Linked DNA regions of Homo sapiens: region 1 is linked to region 2. A link is an interaction called in ENCODE POLR2A ChIA-PET data of the cell type or tissue named here. Cell type or tissue: PC-3. All regions are shown on one strand.

What was found. Peaks named below come from ENCODE experiments on the same cell type or tissue, not always from the same donor. Only the 100,000 strongest peaks of a DNase experiment are listed, where the experiment ranks them.
Region 1: POLR2A ChIA-PET joins it to region 2 with 5 read pairs; 1 of 35 experiments calls an interaction of 5 or more read pairs at or near these places.

Annotation. Positions count from the first base shown.
Region 1 is chr18:22,502,332-22,507,331 of GRCh38, forward strand. No RefSeq gene overlaps it. Among named protein-coding and RNA genes, the nearest start is that of CTAGE1, 87 kb to the left of the region's middle. In PC-3, no CTCF peak of the experiment used is centred here; a DNase peak (open chromatin) is centred at 2,520; H3K27ac peaks cover 2,292 bases.
Region 2 is chr18:23,707,957-23,712,956 of GRCh38, forward strand. All of the region lies in intron 1 of LAMA3 (laminin subunit alpha 3), which reads left to right. It also overlaps the pseudogene RPL23AP77. Among named protein-coding and RNA genes, the nearest start is that of LAMA3, 21 kb to the left of the region's middle. In PC-3, a CTCF peak has its summit at 2,306 (motif pointing left); DNase peaks (open chromatin) are centred at 2,465 and 3,175; H3K4me3 peaks cover 369 bases; H3K27ac peaks cover 2,461 bases.

The DNA.
Region 1 (5,000 bases), 1.2 Mb before region 2:
TTTTTGGGGACATAAAAATCACTAAAAAGAGGGGGGGATCAATTAATTTAAGTCTCCCCAAAAAATCTTTCTCTTCTTAAATCAGTAGTTATAATCCTAGCAGCACATTTAAGTCATCTGGAGCATGTACAAATAAAAGCACAATACCCATCCCAGACTAACTGAATCACAATATCTTCTTGAGAAACATTGACTTAAAGTTTGGACTCCATTGATTTTCAAAGCAACAAATGTGCCTCACAGAGAGGTTATGTAGCCTTACATCTCTAACATATGAAATATTTTTTGTTTGCATATGAATACATAAATGGAGAAAGTAAGTTATATACACGTATTAATTTATTCAATTTGATTATTATGTATCAGGGACTATGTTGGATGCTTAGTTACAAAAAGACTGAGACACAATCCTTGGCCACAATTATAGGAAGAGTCAGAGTTCTAGGTGGGATAAAAGTTGTGCAAATATATGACGTGCATACACAAAGAGATAGATTTCATCTTGTGTGGGTGTCAGGAAGAGGAGTTGGCAAAGGCCTTAGAGAAGAAGAAGGGATTTCCATTAAGCCAAGTCTCAAAAGATGATTATGATGTGATCTGGTTGTCCTGGACAACTTGACTAACCACACCTCCGCAACCCCGCAGGCAACACACACACATTTTTGTGCACATACCGGCAACATATATATTTTTCAAAATCCTAAGTATCCATGCCTGCCTTATAGTTAACGTTTCGAAGATTCTTTCTCTACCCATTGTCCTGGATTAATATCAAAAGAGAACGAAGAAAGAAGCTTAAGGGAGAAAATCCACTGCATCTTCAGATTGTTTCCTTCTTTCTGATCTCAGGAGGTCCAGGGAGGTAGGAAGAACCTTTTCACCTGTTTCCTCATATTGTTCCTCTATTGTCCTCTCCAGCTGGTAAGCCCCAACATCGTGTATCTTAAAAAGCTAATGAGGCCAGGACAGAATTGCCATTTAAATTCTTTAGTAACATTTCCTCTTACAGTCTGAGCTCTTATCCTCTGACTTGTTTCCTTAAGTTTCTATCAAGCTCCTCAGTCAGGTTAGTTGGAATATTCCCATGCTTCTTCCTTTTTCTGTTAGAGAATAAGGTCTATTATATAACTCCTTCATCTCCTTAGAAATACAGATAGCCTATCAGCAGTTTTGGAAAAACATCCCAACTGATTTTAGGGCATTGAGGCGTTTGATGGGAGGAAGCTATCTATACAAAGAGTGAATGCTGTACAAACAGCAAACTTTACAGGGAAAAAGTTGATATTTATAGATACTCATTTATACCCCAGGGCAAGACAGACAGATAGATAGATAGATAGATAGATAGATAGATAGATAGATAGATAGCAATATATTGATATCTGTTTATCCATTGAGTCAAACAAATAAACACACATAGATTACAAAGGTCCTTTTCTCTTCCCATGCCTGAAGAGAAAGGAGGCCTGTGGTTTCTTTCCATAGATATGCATCACTCCTGAAAAGCACACTCACATCTTGTTTATATATTACAGCCTTCCGCTACTTCACCAAATGTCTCCTGGCCTTTGCTCAGTGAGCCAGTTGAGCTCCCAGAAAAATCCTTCATTCTTTCCCAACTGTGCCTCCCAAGACAGATGTTTTATATCAAGGACACCAAGTCCTGCCCTGAGGACTTAGCCAGCAAAAACTCACTAGAGGCCCTTGCCTTCAGGAGATGATGTAACCTTGGAGAGATGTGTGCTACAATCTCCCTGCAAAGGCGGAAGACAGCGTGAACTCACAGGGGACCCAGGCCAGGGTATTGGGTGGGCCATCCCTCTCTGTTGTGATGAGTGGCTATAGTGTGTAAGTCAGCCTGGGAAAATGTCTGCTCAGTCCCAGGAGTGGATTCCACAGCTCTTTGGTTGACAGTTCAGTTCCCACCATCTTCTGCTTGCAAGTCTTCTTAGGGCAATGCTGCAGGGTAGGTCCTTGTCCTGTTTTATTCAAGAGCACTCCTGGTATGGCCCCACCATCTGTGCAGAGAGCAAGGCTTCACATGTCTCCAGGGTCTTATGGTAAGTTGGATATGACAAGTGAGAACCCAGCAGTCTGGGGACAGTGCTCAGAGCAGTGTAAAGGGCAGTCACACAGCCAAGTACTTTCCAAGGCAGGGCAGGCCTTGCCAGTCCTCACTCAGAGATGTTCACACCAGCCTTGTGTACAGCATGCTTAGCTCTTTGATTTCTGAGCCCTCAGCTATCACAAGTAGTCAATTCTCAGGAGAGGCTGAGTTGGGAGATGGACCTAATGACATTGCCTAGCACACAGTAGGCACTCAAAGCATATTAGATGAATGACAGAATGATCAAACAGCATCAAAAAGGCACAGCTAACTAGAAGAGGGGGCCCAGGAAAACAAATAAGTAAAATTGATGCTTTCGTGCCTGGGCCCTTTAGGACAAGGAAAAGAACTCAGGATTGCAAACTGCTAGTCTGAACTAGGGACTTGACATTTATTATCTGAGTCACTCATGTAGTCATCCTGGGAGGTATTAGGAACACCCTTTTACAGATGCAGAGGTGGAAGCCTGGAGAAGGGAAGTGGTTCCCCCCAGGTCCTCCATCCAGTAAGGGGCAAGGCCTCAGTCCCAACAAAGCTCTACCTCTGTTGCAGCTCATAGCTCAGTTTCCTCAACTACAGAAAGGATGCAGCGTTGCTTATCAAATGGGGTGGTTTCGAAAGCAGCATATTTAAACTCTGGATTAGGACCCCATTAAACTTGAATCTGGATCAGATCTAGGGAGAAGTTTACTTTTGTGCTATTCATAAAAGAAAAGGTTTAGAAAGCCAAGAACCGTGTAAACCACATTGCTGGGTGGGAGGATGTGAAAAGTATGTAAGCAAATAAACTATCTCTAAGCAACTCAAACATAAGACAAACATTTATTTGCATATAGATGAGTGATGTGATTGCTTCTGCCTGGAACCATTTTTCACTTTTCTGTCTTTTCCCCTTTTTTTCTAACTAACTTTTATTTATCCTTCAAGTCATGCCTTAACTGTCATGCCCTGTGGAAAGCCTCTACTGACCCCTGCACTAAGTGACTCACTTCTATTATACTATCCTGTGTCCTCCATTATTTTAATTGCTTGTTTATTTTCTGTCTTCCTTTCCAGGCAGCAAATTCCACAGTAACAGTAGCAATGATGTCCTTAGCACTTAGCACAGTCCCTGACACACTGCCAAAAGTACATGTAAAATGAATATATGAAAGAATAAATGATATGCTAATTACAAATCACAGGTTCCTCTAAGATACTTTTCCCAAACAAGTCACTAAATGGATTGAATAGTCACTCCTTTAACTGCTTGTTCTCTCTCTGTGCCTTTTTCAACAACTTTTGATTAAATCGCTACTGTTCATCAGATTCCATACTAGATGAAATAGACACATTTATTTGCCCTACGTAACCCACTGTGTCCCGTTCACATGTCTGTAGAGTGCCCATAATGCTTTGTAGCACTCATCTATTTACATGTTTGTCTCTACAACTAAAAGGCTATAAACTCGTAGAACTCAGAGTTAGGGTATTGATCATCTTACATCACCAGAACCTGGCACAGTGAGTGGTAGAGAATAAGTACTTTATAATTGTATTTGGAGTGGTGAATAAAATATTTTAAATTGATACAGCCCTTTGGAAATCAATCTGGCAAAATGAATTGAATACCTTAAAATACTTATATTGACTACTTCTAATATAACATAAGTAAATCATTCATCTTAAACAAAAATCCCTATGTAAAAATATTTATCAATTATAGTAACAAAATGTGGGAACTAGTTAAATGTCTATTTGTAAATAAAAGGTTAAGTAATCTACCACACACGTCTACATGTTGGAGTATTGTGCAGGCTTTATAAATGATGCTAAGGAAGAACACAGGAAAGTGATCATGAAATCACTTTTAATTAAATAAAATTTAAGTATTAAAATTGTATTTTAAATACCATATTCATATATTCATTTTTGAAAAAAATTAAAGCAAGCTAATTATAGGAAACACAATACATGAAAGAAATAGACAAACATATCATGTGTTTGGTGAATGATCAATGGGCATTTTGCTTTTATTTCCTTATGTGTTAAGTAATTTCCAAATTTTCTTAAATAAGTTTGCTCATTTTTTTTCTTTTTTTTCTTTTTTTGAGACAGAGTCTTGCACTGTCGCCCGGGCTGGAGTGCACTGGCGTGATCTTGGCTCACTGCAAGCTCTGCCTCCCGGGTTCACACCATTCTCCTGCCTCAGCCTCCCAAGCAGCTGGGACTACAGGCACCCGCCACCACACCCAGCTAATTTTCTGTATTTTTAATAGAGACAGGGTTTCACTGTGTTAGCCAGGATGGTCTAGATCTCCTGACCTTGTGATCCACCTGCCTTGGCCTCCCAAAGTGCTGGGATGACAGGCATGAGCCACCGCGCCCAGCAAGTTTGCTCATTTTATAATGAAAATAATGTCATTGAAGACTTCCATTTCCAACCATTACAGAGAAATGAGAACCAAAATTTACCTCCCACCCTAAACAACTTATAAAACTGAACAAAATACATGAAATAACAGTTTTAGATATTGAACAAGAGGTGGCAAAGGAGAATGATCCATGAGAAAAAGTAAACAAATGATGTGAGCACTACGAATGCCCCAGCTCACTGTCTAGAGAGTATGTCAAGGTCACAGCACAAGCAGAAGCAGCCCATGCATAACCTGGAGGTCTCCCTGAGTTGAGGAAACAGAGTTCAGAGTTCAAGAGGCAAGAATTCTCAGAATAGAGCACCAGAGAGGAGAGAGCTTCACCGAGAGAGAGAGTCTCAGAGAGCTGAAGAGGATTTCCCTTGAGTCTTCTGTTGAGTGCTAATCTATGCATCTGTGTGAAGAAACTAGTAAGACTAAGGAAAGAATCACCAGAAAGGAGCAGGCTTTCTTAATGAGGAATTGAAATTACTAATTCA
Region 2 (5,000 bases):
CGCTTTTTGTATCTTTGGTTAAGAAACCTTTCCTTGCTCTCAGTTCTAAAAGGTAGACACCTTTTTTTCTACTATGAGAGTTTGAAGTTTTATTTTTCACATATAAGTCCTTACTTCATCTGAAGTTGAATTGCATTTGCGACTTGAGTAGAACTCTGATTTTATTATTTCCCCCTGGATCTAGAATATTCCTTCCTTTCCCAGCGGTCTGACATACCACCTATGTTATATACTAAAGCTTCTTAAATGCATGGGCTGCCTGTTCTGTCCGATAGGTCTGTTTGTCTCATTTTGCCTTTCCTTAATTACAATAGCTTCATAATAAGCCCCGATTCCTTGAAGGGCAAGTTTCCTCCTCCCGGTCTTCTTCTTCAGCAATATCTTGGTCCTTTAAAGTTTCATATAAATTTTAGAATTATCTTACTGTACTTTAAGAAAGTCCTTATTCAGGTTTTCACTGGCATAATATTGTCTCTATAGCTTAATTTGGGGAGAATTGGTAAGTTTTTGATATTATCTTCTAGCTAACTCTCCATTTATGTAGATTTTCAAAATTCTGTTAATACTGTTTAAAATTTTTATTTGTCAAATTTCTTTTGAGATACTTGATGTTCTCTGAGACTATTATAAATGGCATTTTCTCTTTAATTAAATTTTCTAGTTGTTTGCTGCTACTCTACAGAGATGCAATGACTTTTTTATTTTAATGTCACATCCAGCTACCTTGCTAAAAATCTCCCAGTATTTCTAAAATTCTCTTTAGCAGATACATTTGGGTCTTTATTTTCTTTTTTTATTTTTTATTTTTATTTTTTTCAGAGTCAAGTTCTCACCCTGTTGCCCAGGCTGGAGTGCAATTGTGTGATCATAGCTCACTATACTACAGCCTCAAGCTCCTGGGCTCAAGCAATCCATCCCAGTCTCCCAAGTAGCTGGGACTGCAAACACATACCACCACACCTGGCTAATTAAAAAAAAAAAAAAATGTTTTTCTTGCTATGTTGCCCAGGCTGGTTTCAAACTCCTGGCCTCAAGTGATCCTCCTGCCTCAGCCTCCCAAAGTGCTGGGATTACAGGTGTAAGCCACTGTGCCTGGCTTCATTTGGAGGTTTTTTCTTTTTTCTTTTTTTTTGAGACAGGGTCTTGCTCTGTTGCCCAGACTGGAGTCCAGTGGTATGATCTTGGCTCACTGCAACCTCAGCCTCCTGGACTCAAGCGATCCTCCCAACTCAGCCTCCCAAGTAGCTGGGACTACAGGCAGGCACCACCACACCCAGCTATTATTTTTGTATTTTTAGTAGAGACGGGGTTTCTCCATGTTGCCGAGGCTGCTCTCGAACTCCTGGGCTCAAGCAATCTGCCCATCTTGGCCTCCCAAAGTGTAGGGATTACAGGCGTGAGCCACTGTGCCCAGCCTCATGTGGAGTTTTAATGTAAATAATTTTATCTTTAAATAAATAATAACAGTTTTATTTCGTTTATTCCAAATGTTATACATCTGTTTTTTTCTCCTGCCTTTAAAAAAATCCTTCTTGTTCTTGTCTCTTGCCCATTTTTTACTTTCAATTCTTGTGGAAAACACCAGGTTGAGTCAGAAATAGCAGAGACTTATAAATATATAAGACCTTTTATTTTGTGTATGACCATGAAGCAGTAAAGTTGGTATAAGCGTCTGTTGGAAGATATGGCTACAGAAAAAATAAAGTGGCCTGTCCCAGTGATACTCATGGGAAGGAAAGAGCCTCCTCAATGATCTTCCATCTGAGAAGTCCCATGGATTCTTTTCTCTTCTGCTCCACAAGTTTGATTGTCTTTTCTTTCTTTCTTTCTTTTTTTCTGGTGAATTAGCCAGCCAGACTCAGTTTAGATGATCCCAATTTTGTTGGCAACATCCAAAGCATTGTAATCAGGAGCCAGTTGAACATATGCCTTCTTCTCTCCATCAGGCCTAATCAGGGTGTTGACTTTGGCCACATCAATGTCATAGAGCTTCTTCACAGCCTGTTTGATTTGGTGTTTGTTGGCTTTAACATCCACAACGAACACAAGTGTGTTGCTGTCTTCTATCTTCTTCATGGCGGACTCAGTGGTCAGCAGAAACTTGATGATAGCATAGTGGTCAAGCTTGTTCTCCTGGGGGCGCTCTGCCGAGGATATTTGGGCTGCCTCTGGAGTCGCCGTGTCGTGGGCCGCCGGAAGGTGGGTGACGTGCAGATCTTTTTTTGTGTGGCTGTGGACACCTTTAAACACTGCCTTCTTGGCCTTCAAAACCTTCGTTTTGGCTTCAGCTTTAGGAGGGACAGGAGCTTCCTTCTTCGCCTTCGGCGCCATCTTGTGAAAAGACCGCAAGTTTGATTTTCAAAAGTATTGTCAGGTATTGCCCTTTTAAAAAGCCCCACGAGGTTATCTTCTCTCAAAACCTTGTTGCTTGGTGCCAAGGCTTTACTTGCAGGATTAGTCATAACCTTGGCCTCCCTGAGAAAGTTCTTCAACCGCAAGTCTACTTATCTAGGTAGCATGTCCACGTCGACTTAATTCTCCATGAAGAGCTCAAGAAAAATGATTAAGAAGGCTGCAAAGAGTTTTAACACTTAAGAAAGTCATTCTTCTGATTTTTTTTTTCACTTCTAGATCCACAGTCTGATTTCCTTTAGGGCACTACTAAATTCTTTTTGATTCTTCATATAGGTTGATTTGCAGTAAATATGACATTGAGATGTAAGGTAAAAATTACTGAAAGTTCAGGAGTAAAACAAATGAAAGAAAGGACAAGGAATACTTTAATAAAACGATTTGAATAAAAAATTTTCACCCTGACCGTTTAAGAGTAACTTAAAGAAGCCAAACTTTCTAATTATTAATTTTTAAATACATTATTAAATTTTTAGAATAAATTTTTCTTTCTTTTTAAAGTCAATGTTTACACTGATCTTTTTATTTTTCAAACAGAAAGTGTATGTTACACTTTTGCTTGTTAATGTTTAACTTAAGCTTGTGGACTCTTTGTTAGAAATTATTTTATATGGCAAAAAATTTATCACCTAAACTTGGCTAATACAAAGTTAATCCAGAAAAACCATCATCTAGGGCATTACTGGTTTGACAAGTTGTTTTTGTAGATTCTTTGCTGTCTGTCAAGGTTTTTTCCAATAGTCCTTAGAAATAAACAGAAAGTTTGACTCATTTTTATTACCTGGGCAAAGCTCGCTCCTTGGAATTCACCTTTAACTTATGTATCTATTATATCAGTCAGACTTCCAAATGTCAGTGTTGACACCTGTGATGCTGTCTTGCCTATACACTTATTTTTTAAATATGTGCTTTCAAATTATTTATTGCTCAGACTTGAAATATATATTTGATATATATAGTTTTTAGTGCCTACTAATTGTGAGATCAAGGGCTAACGTGAGTGCTAAAGCTCCTGAGCCTGTGTTCTTACCTAGTCTGCTGAATGACATGGACAGGAGCTGCAGAGGGACTGCTATATCAGCAGAAAGGCTAAGATGATTCTAAATGAAAGAGACCTTCAGGCTACTGTGAAGGCTACCATTTAAAACAAATTACAGGAAATAACGTATGTTAGTGATTATGCATGGATGTATAATAAACCAGAGTTGTAGCTGTTAGAGAGTTACAGGGTAGTGTTAACTTGTTATCCCTGGACTCTGGACTTAGGTCCTGATTCTACCATTGACCAGTGGTGTGGTTCTTGGGAAAATTACTTAACATTCCACTCTCTTTCCTCATCTGTAAAATAGAGGTGATAATAATAATCTTAGTATGAAAATATAAACTGGGTGGTGCCCAGTGCATAATAGGTGCTCTACAAATCTTCATCTTAATTATTATTATTACTTTGAAATTGAGAATCACTCTAACAACCTAGAAAGCACCTTCTGCATTCCTCACATCAATAATGTGGAGATGGAGATAAATGTAAATCATAAGCATTCCCATTTTGGGGAGAGATTTTGCTTCTAGCCAGATGTAAATCTTCTAAACTTTGAGGAATAATAATTAAATTCCCTCATCAAATAACTAAATGTTCTGGTAAAATGTTCTCTAGGGAGAAATAAAGATCATAGAAGGGAAAATACTGATAGTAAGTGTTTAGATGTCCTAGCTTAAAAGTTATTCATAGCTGGGTGCGGTGGCTAATGCCTGTAATCCCAGCACTTTGGGAGGCCGAGGCAGGCGGATCACCTGAGGTCAGGAGTTCAAGACCAGACTGACCAACATGGAGAAACCCCGTCTCTAATAAAAGTACAAAATTAGCCGGGCGTGGTGGTGCATGCCTGTAATCCCAGCTACTCGGGAGGCTGAGGCAGGAGAATCGCTTGAACCTGGGGGCGGAGGTTGCGGTGAGCTGAGATCATGCCATTGCACTCCAGCCTGGGCAACAAGAGTAAAACTCCGTCTCAAAAAAAAAAAAAAAAAAGTTATTCATTAAGCACCATATTATGACAATGCATTTTATAGAAAGAATCAACATTTTTGAGAAATGGCTGATGGAATTATTCCTTGGTTGAGTTTCTAGGGGGTGCAAGGCAGTGTGTTGGGTTGAAGTGATAGAGGGAAGAGCAGGAAACATATGGCCTCCGACCTCAGGAAGTGGCGGGGCCACATACACCCAAGGCACTGCTTCTGAGTTATAGAACCATTTTTGTATAATGTCGAAAGATAAAGATCTACACAGATACCTCACCATGCATGAAAGAACCATGAGTTGCATACTAGATGAAAACATGTGGTCACACCTTTGGTTACATACCAGGATCAAATTTCTCTCTGAACACTTAAGAATTAACTTCTAAGATGCTGGCTAGGGGCAGAGCTACCTCTTTGTCACAGCACATTCCTTGGGAGGCTGTGGGTATAAGTTTGCCTCTTTGTCCCCCTCCTATGTGATGGTTATACCCTAAGAGCATTTAGTTTGGGAGCAGATAGTTCAGTATGTGAAGTCCATCCCTGGGAAGCATGATCCTCTGACCCACTTA